Regions from separate parts of the Homo sapiens genome. Here region 2 is linked to region 1. Evidence: chromatin contacts called from ENCODE Hi-C or POLR2A ChIA-PET data. All regions are on one chromosome and are shown on one strand. Each heading gives the region's core, a stretch centred on a gene start or an enhancer-like site at or near the end of the contact. The rest is flanking DNA. Distances are from core to core; before and after follow the strand shown. Region 1 overlaps PITPNM3 (PITPNM family member 3). Region 2 overlaps KIAA0753.

What was found. Hi-C counts contacts between places; a loop is a spot of excess contacts on that map. ChIA-PET counts read pairs that join two places held with the same protein, here RNA polymerase II (POLR2A).
Region 2: a map of CD4-positive, alpha-beta T cell shows a loop between it and region 1 (5-fold over the local background). The contact joins two enhancer-like sites. A Hi-C loop is called at or near these places in 1 of 168 maps with a recorded cell type or tissue (CD4-positive, alpha-beta T cell). POLR2A ChIA-PET finds 5 or more read pairs at or near these places in 9 of 52 experiments (BJ, H1, HCT116 and 6 more).

Annotation. Positions count from the first base shown.
Region 1 is chr17:6,521,471-6,527,310 of GRCh38, forward strand. It overlaps PITPNM3 (PITPNM family member 3), which reads right to left. Exons shown (of 20, transcript NM_031220.4): 3 at 3,886-3,993. Among named protein-coding and RNA genes, the nearest start is that of PITPNM3, 32 kb to the right of the region's middle. Within about 2 kb of position 3,186, at least 3 of the 41 ENCODE cell types and tissues checked have a DNase peak (open chromatin) inside an H3K27ac peak, as active enhancers do.
Region 2 is chr17:6,572,541-6,578,380 of GRCh38, forward strand. KIAA0753 reads right to left here. Exons shown (of 19, transcript NM_014804.3): 19 at 5,607-5,840. Among named protein-coding and RNA genes, the nearest start is that of PITPNM3, 19 kb to the left of the region's middle. Within about 2 kb of position 2,876, at least 11 of the 41 ENCODE cell types and tissues checked have a DNase peak (open chromatin) inside an H3K27ac peak, as active enhancers do.

The sequences.
Region 1 (5,840 bases), core at 1,936-4,435:
AGAAATGTTACACAAAAATAACAAGACAAACAATTGCAAAAATAATAATAGTATAATAAATAATAATATTTGAACAATTGTAAAATAATAGTAATAACAACACGCTTCTGGGTGTTCAGCTGGTGCTGAAGGATCCCTTTCCATTAAAAAAAAATATATATATATACTGGGCAATATGTTGCCAAAAAAGATAAATATATAACCAAGCTTAAAATAAAAAATGTATAATACACAGTGCCAGAAACAAAAAAGGAATCCAGAGACGAAAGCAGAAGCTGAGATAGAGGAGATCCGTGAATCCCATGAGTCAGACGAATAAAGAAAGAGGCTCCAGGGCCAGAGCCTAAAAACCACACTGTGAACTCCACCAACCTGACCTCAGCCTGTGGATGGCAAGGAGCTGATGTGGCACCCACTTTATAGCAGGGACACTTGAAGGGCCATTCCATCCTTACAGGAACTTACAAAAAGAACCTTCTTTGCGGAAGCGGCAAAGAAACCATTCACAGACAGTGAGAGAGAAAATTCACACATGAGTAATTAAAACCCTAAGCCTGTGCCACTTCTGGGTGTAGGGTCTAAATTTACACCACCCATGTAGAATGGAAACTCTAAACTATAAATTTAGCCTATAAAATATTCAAGATTAGTGAAACACTCAGGCCCAGCAGGAAACAAGGCCGGTCTTTATGAGGACATTTTCCCAACCTAGGGCACAAAAGACTTCCCCCAAAAAGAAAAGAGAGGTATGTGTGACCAAGATGAGTTCACAATCACAAATGAGAAAGAAGACCCATGAGGTATATTTAGTGTGCGCACACACACACACACACACACACACACAGAGCAGAATTAACACCCTTGAGAACTGGAGGGATGAGAGCAGTCTGAAAGTGCTGATGAAATATATGACTTAAATGGTTAGGGAGAGAAAAGGTAAAATACAAAACAGAATTCAGGCTTAAAGGGAAGAAGGTTGGCTCCATTTGGAATTTGTGGAGCATAAGGAGTCTTTAGGACATCCAGGTAGAGGTTAGCAGGAGGTTACCAAAAATGCGAGTGTGGAGCCCAGAAGAAAGGTCCTGGCTGGAGATAGAGCAAGGAGTTGTCATCGAGGTGGCTGGAGCACCCATGGAGGCAGTGTGACTGGCCAGAGCGTCCAGCATGAGGCAGGGGAGGGGGGCCTGGAATGAGTCCTGTGTCTAAGGGCAGGCAACTTGAAGAAGACAAGAGGATCTGCTCTGTCTATGCCACCAATTTCCATTGCATTCCTTTCCAGGAAGAGTTCACGGATCTTCCTTTCCCCAAGATACTTCCCAGAGCCTCTCAGAGCCTTGTCCCAGCCTGCCTTACTGCATAGTAACCCCTGGCTCTGATCTGTCGCTTCCACTCTGCTGCAAGCTTCTCAGGAATGACAAGGCCATCCTGCTTGTCTTTATTCCCCCTACATTGAGCACAGGGTTGAGCCCCTGTGATGGCTCCATAAATGATTATTGAAATGAATGTGTGTGTTCTGTCATGTTGTGGGAATTCACATTATGAATTCACACGAGAATGGGACTTGGAAGGAGCTGGAAATCCAGCTGGTTTCCTCTTCCTCTTACCCTCTCTCCTCTCTTCTTCCCGCTCCCCATTCTGTACTGGGAGGAAATAGTACCAACCCTCGGACTCAGGTAAGCACTGCCCTTCATTCATGAGCATCAGGAAGCATTTGTGAGGGCTGCCACTTGTGCAACATTGGTCATGCTTCTCCCCCTTCCATCATTATAAGAATGACCTGCTATCGAATGCACTTTGCAAATATCATCTCATTTAATCATCACAGCTTTTTTACTAGTCCTCCACTCTGCAGATGAAGAAACAGAAGACCAGGGAGGTGATGTGACTTTTCCTGACCACACAGCCATGGAGTGGCATGGCTGAAGTTCAAACCCAGGCCTCTCTGACTCCAGCACTGCAGCTTCTGCCTCTGTCCTGGACCTCCCGCTGTGCTTCCTCGTCCCCTGCCCTCCAGTGCCCTCCCAGCTCACTCTGCCTCTTGCTCACCTGACCGACTGCCCTTAGCTCTCACTGGGTCTGAGTCATACATTCTTTAGCAGACAAGTGGGGATGGGGGATGGGAAGGGGATGGCCAAATGGATGGTACAAATCCATATTTGTCTTTTCAAGGCTACAAGCACTATTGTGGGGCAGGACCTAGAATCCATGACCCCTTCTAGGCCCCCTCTGGGGTTCTTGGGATGAAGGAAAGAGCAGCAAAGGACCCACTGGCAGATACATGGCTATGACGACTGGTAAGTTGTCTCTGGATTGCCCTTGGGGGCCAGAGTCAGAGCCCCCCCTTCTCGTGGATGGGACAGTGGTACAGGGTGCCTTTCCTTTCAGACTCATGGTTCCTTGAGCCTGACTTTGTTGGGGCCCAGAACTGTGCCAAGCCTTAGTCCAGTCCGGGAGGTGAAGCCCTGGACTGGGAATCAGAAGACCAGGAATCTGAGCCTGATGTTGCCACCAGCTTGGGGGACTTTGGGCAAGACGTGGCTCCTCTGAGCCTGGGTTCTTTGTTGGTTAGATGGGATGACCACACCAGGCCTGCCCATTTCTCAGGATGAGTGCTTTGGCAAAAGGAGAGCTCTGAACCAAGGAGGCAAGGATGGGGATGAGAAAAGGAACAGGAACAGGGCAAGATGGTCACTACCAAGGCAGCCGTTCCCGTGGGCTGGGCCAGGACCATCTCACTGAATGCCTCCTGAGAGCATGGCCTTGCCCACTCGGCAACTCTGGGCCAGAGCACGACTGCGAATGACAGGAGCAATAGAGGAAGGAGAAGAGAAGATGAAGAAGAAATAAAGTAGGAGGAGTGGTATGTGGGGTGGGGAAGGAGGGATGGAAGAAACCAACTTGAGGGTAACAGGTACAGAGGTTAGCACCCTGCATCCCAGATGTGGGTCTAGCCCTGGCTCTGCTTCTCACTCCATTGTAACATTAATCAAATACAGCCCTCAGCTGAAGATCTCTGAGCTCAGTTTCCCATATGTGAGCTCAGATTTTACGACATCTTCAGCCACGTTGTCCGTTTGAATTTTAAAGCCTTGCCCCATTGCTTCACTGTCAGGAGCCCTTCCTGGATCCCCTCTCCTGCCTCCTGAAAGTCATGCCTCTCCCTTCTGAGCTAACACCCTCAGCTTAAGCCTGATCCACATATCTTGACTTATACGTGTCACACATCACAAGACAGAGGCCTCAGATGAATCACCTTTGGTTGCTCCTGCCAAGCACTTATACACAGTAGGTGCTCAATGAGCCTGTTAGTGATGAACAATAGCCAAACAGATGGATAGATGGATGCCAAAAAGAATCAGCCTGCTTTGTAGGCTGATCAAACTCCTGGTCAAAACTCTTCTCCATAGAAAGCCTCCTGGATTAATCCCCAGCCATATACTCCTTCTTCAACAACTCCACCAAAGGAAATCCTGATTCTCACTGCTGTCCTTCTCTCTCCCCTTAGACCTCAGCTCCTGTCCTGCTCAAAGGCTCCTCCAACTGTCACCCTCCTTATTCAGCAGATTCCAATACCAAAGACCTGGCAGTCCAAGGAGCTTGGACCCAGGCACCTGCCATTAACCACCCGTGCCACTGGGGTAGTCATTCTGTGGACAAAGGAAGCTCTGTTGAAGTAGGCTGGAGCTTTTATGCCACAGAAAACCCCACAGAAGTCCCCATGAGAGTTCCTGTAAGTGGCAAAATTCAGGGATGCTATGAAGGAGGAACCAAGGCAGATAGACTCTTCACAGAAGGCCCAAGCCCCAGCCCCAGTCACCAGCCCTACAGCCCCCCCTGCAACACACCTATGTGCACATCCTGGTCATGAGAGAAGCAGAGTCTCACCTTGATGCTCGTCCAGTTTCCCCATGGTCTCGATCTGCTCCACGAGGTCATTGGAGTTCCACTGGCTCATCCCAATGAGGATGGCATTCTTCCCTTCAGCCATCTCCTCTGTGGGAAGAAGCAGCGGTGAGCAGAAGCAGGTGCAGCTAGGGATAGGTAGCCCTATCAGGAGCTTATGTCTGAGGGACATTTTCTCTTGTCCTATTTCTTCCTTGAGTTGAGGTACACCTCAACTCTTGAAGGTGTCTGTAGCTAGACAGTTACAAGACTTGCAGAGATTTATCATTGAAAGAAGGTACTGTTGTACCCTACTGGGCCTCCACGTGCAACAGCAAAAGAAAGTAACAAAAAGCCTGAAACCCCATAGAAAGTACCATTCCTAGCACTGATGGCAGTATCTCTTGAAAGTCAGTGTGTTTGGGAAGAAAGAGCAAAACCTTGTCATTTGCAAGCAGTTTTTCTTTAAATTACTGACTTCTCTGACCCTCGATTTTCCCATCACTAAAATGGATCTGGCCACAGAGGTGTTGTGAGGATTAAATGAGATAATGGATGTAAAGGTCTTAGTGCAGAGGAGGTGCTCATAGATGAGAGCAATCATGATGATGTCATCACATGAGAAGTAACTCACCACCAGGAGTTGAGTGGATGAGGATTTGTGTGCTGCAGAAGCAGCTCTGGAGTAACTGGAGGAGAAGAAACCTTCCGGTTCTAAGGAAGCTTTGACTTGTATGGAACCTTTAGCCCCCATCTGAACTTTATGACCCTCTTAATTCCTCCATTCTCTCCCACTCCTCCCCTCAACCCTGTCTCTATCCTTGTTCTTTCCTTGTCTGAGCATAGTGAGTCTTCTGGGAGAAATCAGTGGGGCTATATTCCATAACCACGCTGAATACAAGGCCCTGGGTCCCACACATCAGATACACACATCTGGTACCATCCCTCATCCTACAAAGGGACATTTCTTCAAAGACAAACCCTTAGGCATGTGTGCTCTCCTCCCCATACTTTGCCGAAAAACAGATGTGCCTTTCTGGTGAAGAGCTTTGTGCCCTCCCTCGCAGAACAGACATCAAAGGGTGTTGAGGACAATCTCCAAGCTTATGATAATTAAGAATAAAGGGTTGAGATCCATTTCACTGCCAAAGAACTTTACCTAGCAGAAGGAATCAATATGGTGCATCTGAAGCTTTGGGAGCTGTCCAGAGTTCTGATTCACTCAAGAGCTCAGTTGACCAGACCCCCAATTCTGGTTAGGACATCTCCTCCTGTCTTATTTTATGTATCTATTTGATTGACTTAACAACACTTATCTAACCGTTACCATACACTGAGATTATTATAAGTGCTTTACAAATATTAACTCGATTCTCAAAACAATACAAAAAAGGTAAAATTGTTATTATCTCCATTTTATAGACAAGGAAACTGAGGCACAGAGTAGCTGAGTAATTCTTGCCCAAGGTCACTGGCTAGAGCCAGGATTTAAAACCAGGTATACTATTTCAAGAGTCCTGAAATCCTGCCATCCTGATAGCCTGCCCTGGACATCCTGTATTGGCTGCCCACACTCCAGCCAGGCACCACACACATTCGGACAATTTCCTGAGCCCAGTGTGTTCCATCTGGGAACTGGTTTATTCTGTGCTGGGCAGGGCCCTGACCAGGTTCCAGTGCAGATCCTGCTGCATGTGAGCTTTGTGCTTTTCCACACCCTCCACCACTGTGTCTGCTTTCCTATCTTTTAAACAACAATAACGACTCAGGGTCTATAGCTCTGTCTAGCAAGCTGCTGTGGGGACAAATAATATAGCAAATTTGAAAATACGACGCAAGTCAAGGTGCTGTAAACAAATATGAGGTGATATTATTCTTCGGGAAGCAGAATTATGAAGAGGTTAAGAGCTCAATTCTCATGTTAGATTGATTTTTTTCAATCCTGGACCCACCATCTG
Region 2 (5,840 bases), core at 1,626-4,125, 51 kb after region 1:
GCCTCTCTTTGCATTTCTGTAGTATGTAGTGAACCTTACATGAATGGTAATGCAAATTGAAAACTGTCTATGACCAGGCGCGCTGCTTTTTATATGTGCAGTGGCAGTTTGTGCCTGTCCAGTGTCAACTCCCTCCGCTTCAGGTAACAGGGCCCCCATCTTCCTCGGAGGAGCTGCCTGCCCCACGTTCAGTCCCTGTAGCTGAGATGATGCTGATCCATCCCCTTTTCCGGGGGTGGACATATGACTCCCATTTGACCAATCAGAGCATAGGGATTCGACGGGAGATGGGCTTGTTACTCAAGGTGGGCCAATCAGAGGCAGAGACCAGTAACCCAGGGGCATTGGCTTGCTCTCTTGGGGATCACGGGCTCTTCTTTTCTGCTGTGATTGCTAAATAGAGAGAACATCAGGCTGAGGCTGCTGGGCCCATTTTTGCCACCATGTGGGGAGAGGCTGCCTGAGAATGCTGCCTTTGGGAGGCAGGTGAGGAAACTAGACAGGAGCGCGGGGGATGCTGGCTTTGTGGAGGCTGGCCTGGGTGCAGCAGAAAGTCACCTGGGGAACAGCACTGCATGGGCACAGCCGGCCCAGAGACAGCCCAGGCTAGGGCTGGTACTGGCACATCCAATTCACAGTCAGCTGGCACAGGCGGGCAAGGCCACAGGTGAGACCACAGCACAGCATGCGGCCGCTGCCTGACTTGTGCCTTCAGAGCAGAGCCCCAGCTCCTGGCAGAAGACTCTGAGACGGGGGCCTGGCCAGCGGCAGGCTGGATGCCAGGGTCCAGGGAGCAGCACTACAGTATGCTGGGAAGAATATCAAATCCATAACGAGACCCGGTGACAACCACTTTCCAGATGGGAAAATCTGCACTTTGCTTGGTTTCTGTTTCATCTGTAAAATGGGATGATACTCTGTATTTCAATGCTAGTGTGAGATTCAGATGAGGTGATATAAATAAAGCACCTAGGACATAGCACCCAAGCAGTGGGGTGATCGCTACTCTGTGGGCGGGGTTTCCAGCCCCAGCAGGAGTGTAGGGGCTCAGGAAAGCAGACCCTGATGGAGTGGCTAGAAACTGAGGCTGCAGCTCAGCTCTGACCTGGTCACTGTGCTGGGCCATGTTAGAAAGTGAAGCAAGGGCATAGTAGGCGCCTGTAATCCCAGCTACGTGGGAGGCAGAGGCAGGAGAATCACTTGAAACCAGGAGGCGGAGGTTGCAGTGAGCTGAGATTGTGCCATTGCACTCCAGCCTGGAGGACAGAGCGAGACTGTCTCAAAAAAAAAAAAAAAAAAAAAAAAGAAAAGAAAAGAAAAGAAAAGAAAAAGAAAATGAAGCAAGACATCTCAGTCCTCTTTATATGCCCAGAACTAAGCACCACTGTGCCTGGCGAAGAGCGGGACCATAGAAAATATTTGCTGATTTTTTAAAAAATGGAGACTGCCCTTATGTTTGACATCTGCTAAGATTTCCTAAGCCATCTAAAAATCATCTACTTGGGAGAAAGATCAAACTGTGTGGCAGAATGGAAAGGCTACTAGACTTGAAGTCAGAGGACCCAGGTTGAGTTCTGGCCCTGTCCCCATGTCTGCATGACACGGAGCAAGCCCCTTAATTTCTACAAACCTCAGTTTCTTCGTCTGTAAAATGGGGCTAATACTTCAACTACCCCATAAGGACGCGGTCCAGTTTAGAAACTTCTGGTGGCACCGGAAGCCCTAGAGCAAGGGCGTCCACTGAGGCAGCCCAGGCGGACCAGCTGGAGGGGGAAGCCAGATGTGTATGTGACTCAGAGCAGCCAAAGGCCAGGCCAGGAAAAGTGTTGCCGAGTGTCTAGTGTGACAGGTGAGGCAAGGAAAGACACAGGATTGTGAGCAGGAGAGAGAGTGCAATGGGTGGAAGGAGGCCAGGGACACACTTCGGAACCAAGCCTGCGCGACAAGCTGAAAGGTTCCCTCTTACGAGGTTCTCAGTGGGGAGTCTAATAGGTAACATTTATTGAGCACTTACTGTCTGCTCAGCGTTATTCTAAGTGGTTTCATGGGCATTTCCCTTAATCCTCACAAAAACCTTGGGTGGGTGCTATTTTTTCATCCCCATTTCACCTATTAGGAAACCAAGGCATGAAAATCACACAGGAATTTAACTTGTGGCTCGAATTCTTAATGAGCTGAACTACTGTTGGTATACAAAACAGGAGTGGTTATAGTGATGTAAGGAAAGAATATATGTAAATGCATTTTATAAATTGTAAAGTGCCAGCTAATACGTGAGCTGTTGTTCAAAGCATTCAGGGAACTTTTTTGACCTCTAGTAACTCTCCAGAAGCAATGTGTTGGCTAATTATGGTTAAGAAAAGCCAAATCTCTTATTGAGCCTGGCCCTGGAGATGCCACTCTCCCCCGGGAGGTCTTTAGGGCCACACAGGACGGTGGCTGCACAAGTTTGGTGGCCAGTTTGATCTCCACGGCTCCCTGGACTCCCTGCTTCCTGTATGCACTCGAGAAATCAGTGTCCGCTGAGGGCTTCCTCGGTCAAATTCAGCTCAGGCTTAGGGACCACTGGGGCTGCAGGGCAGATGGCAGAGCCGACATGTCTGGGATCTGAATGCTCCTGCCCCTCGTGATCGCGGCATTTCAGAGCCGGAAGTCTCCCTAGAATTCTCCCCAGTCCACAAGACTTGCCAGGCATGGATAGAGCTATCTCGGAGCACTGAGGGCCTCCCTGTGGCAGGTGGCAGGAATGTGCTGTGGGCTTCCGGGACACAGGCACGGTGACCTTCTGCAGGGCTCTGCAGGCCAGGAGTGAGAGGCCTTAGGCTGACCTCACCAAGACCCACAGTGAAGACAGAGGAACGATGTGTGGGTGGGAGATTCTGGGGAGCCAAGCCGACCAGAAGGGAAACGCATGACTAAGTTCAGCGGGGCAGGCAGAGAGGAAGTGTGGGGGTGGAGGAGGCCGCAGAGCAACACAAGAGGAGAGATCCCCAGTCGGGAGGGTAAAAGGGGACGGGGTGGAGGGCTGCAGTGAAAGCAAAGGGACAGCAGTGACCAGAAGGGGTTTTAGAGGACATGGAGGTGGACGGGGTCTCAGCTGAGATAGTATTTAAGGGTGCTCTTTGGGGTAAAAGTGCCCCAGAAACGACTGGGTAAGACCTTTGAAGGTTCTCCAGAAAGGATTTTGAGGTGTTGGAATGAGTGGAGGGAGAGATAAAACTATGAGACCCAGAGTGTCATGGGGAATGACACCACCAGGGAGAGAGAGGACAGCACATGCGAGTGGCTTGGACTCCTCAAGGGGAGTAGCCAGCTGTGACAAGGTGGGGGGCTGGAAGGCAGCCTTAGTGGTGGGAACGGATGGACCTAACTCCAGGCCACAGGCAGAAGTCCAGTTGGATGGATGGAAAGCGAGCCAGGGAAAATAGTAAAAGCCTGCAGGTCTGGTTCAAGGAAAGGATTTCCAGGTATATGAGGTCAAGAACAGCCAAGGGGACTCTAGGGAAAGCAGCAAATAAAGGATAAAGGGGTCATCTGGGAAGGCAGGTGCAGGCTTGGGGAGAAGACTGGGGAAGGTGGAGCAAGGTCCTGGACAGGCTGGCAAGAGGGGAACCCAGCACTGGAGCTGAACCGGGAGGGGAGCCCTGACTCCGGAAGCCAGCTGTGCACTCCAGGTCGGGGAATGATCCTGCTGGGTCTGTTGCCTGAGTTCACTTGGGCCTGACAACCAGCCCAGGGTCCCTATCTGGGATTTCCTGGGGCCCTTACTGAGGACTGATAGGAAGTACACAGGATGTCAGGTGGAAGCCCCTCCAATCCAGGCCCACGTTATTGGACTCAGTCAACATGCCAGTGTGGAAACAGATCTGAGATCTCGGCTCCTGAACTAATGGAGCTCAGTGGGGCAAGGCCACTGCCCTTCTGCTGCTCTTCAAGAGCCCAGAGAACCAGGAGCCCTTTCACAGGCTGGCCCCTCCCAAAGGTCACTTCTGTGGTGATCATAAGCCCATGATGATGTGGACACCCCTGAATTTACAGGCTCTGCAGGGAATTCTCACTACTGTCTCACGTTGCTAAAATAAAGAGAGCTCCTCTCAGAAACACAGAAGCGTGATGGAAACCTACACTGTCACAGAGAGCACAGGGGACTTTCTGACTTGGACCCTTCCTCTTGCTGTTGGCCCTGGGGCTTCCCTCAGGCCCTTCCTTCTGCCTTTCAGACCCACTGGCCACAGTGCAGTTCATGCCTCCACCTCCCCCACTCCCCCAACACACACACACACAAACACACTCGGACCACCTTCAGGAAAGCAGGAACCGTGAGCCCAGGGAGGAAGTGGAGTGAGGAAAGCGCTTCTCTCCTCACCATCTCTCCTCCAAACCCCAGCTCCGGCGGGCAGAGGGAGAAGGGACCACAGTGCTGAAATAGTAACAGAACACAAGAGGCAAGGGGCTCCCATGCACATCCTTCTGTCTTCTTCTCCAGTCCCTGGGCCGCCCCAGCTTAGTCCCCAGGAGCACCCTGACCAAGGCTCGCTCAAGGTCAGGAGCAGCATGAGGCTGAGGCCCATGCCCTGCTCTAGGAGGAAGGAAGCAAGTTCTTGCCATCTGAGCTGGAATTGCAATGGCAGCAGTACCTCCAAGATGGAATTATAGTTCTCAAATGGCATTCTATCTCGGGGTCACAAAAGGACATCATAGATTTCTGTGGACTATATGAGATGTGACAGACCCCCCCGTATAAAGTCAATCAGCCTGCCCTTCACCTTTCATTAATTCAGAAGAATTTACTGAGCACCAACTACAAGCTAGGCAGGGTCCCTGCCCTCAAGGAGCTAAACAGACTAGAGGTAAGCACAGAAACAGACAGAAATCCCGTGTGACCAAGCTGTGCCGGTGGAGCGCTCGGAGTGCATTTTCATGTCTCTGTACACTGGGGACGGCGTATGCAACACAAAAACACTGAACTCGTGTGTTTCTGCTTCTGAAATAGTACACGAATAGTTCGTGAGAAAGCTGAAGGGAATTACAGAATGATGTACGGTCAGCCCTTGTTCATGAAGAACAAAAAATTCTAGATGTCTGGGCTGGCTGCGAGGCGATAAACGGGAACTTTTATATTCTAAGGATTTAGCTTCCATTTGCAAAGAAAAATGTTTATTTCTTGCAGTATATTTTTGTGTCTTTGGAGAATGCTCTGGCTGTGGATGTTTGCGATGGGCCAGGGATATAAAGTTGACACCTGGACACTGGGGCTGGTTGAAGCTCCACCCACATGAGTCAGAGAAAGGCAGATCCACCTGGTGGGAGGAGCAGGAGAGAGTGGGAAGATCCTGAAACAAGGCAAAGCCTGGGCTCGGCCTTTCAGGACACAAGCTGCAACAGGAAGTGTGAGAATGGGACTGCCCCAGCACACGCCGAGTGGGGATAGGGAAAGGCAGGAAGATGAGCTCAGGTAAACTCCAAGTTTGTTTGGTCAAATTATCTCCTCCTGTGCCTCGTTTTATTCATCTATACAATGGGAACAATGATGCTCTCCACCTCACAGAGATGAGGTGAGGATTAAATAAGTTACTACATGGCAAGCACGGAGAGCAATGCTCTAGTAGGTGCTCAATAAATGTTAGCTTTTATTGTCACTAATTTTTTTCTCGGGGGGAAGGGGTGGCAAATAATCCACTATAGTCATATCACATATAAAAGTATTCTCAGTGGTTTCTGTAAATCACATTTCACTTTGCCTGTGGGAAAAAAAGGAGATGTAAGTTATTTAAAATAGGCACATACTTTAAAATATTGGGTTTATTTTAAAAACTCAGCACAGTACAAACTGCCACACA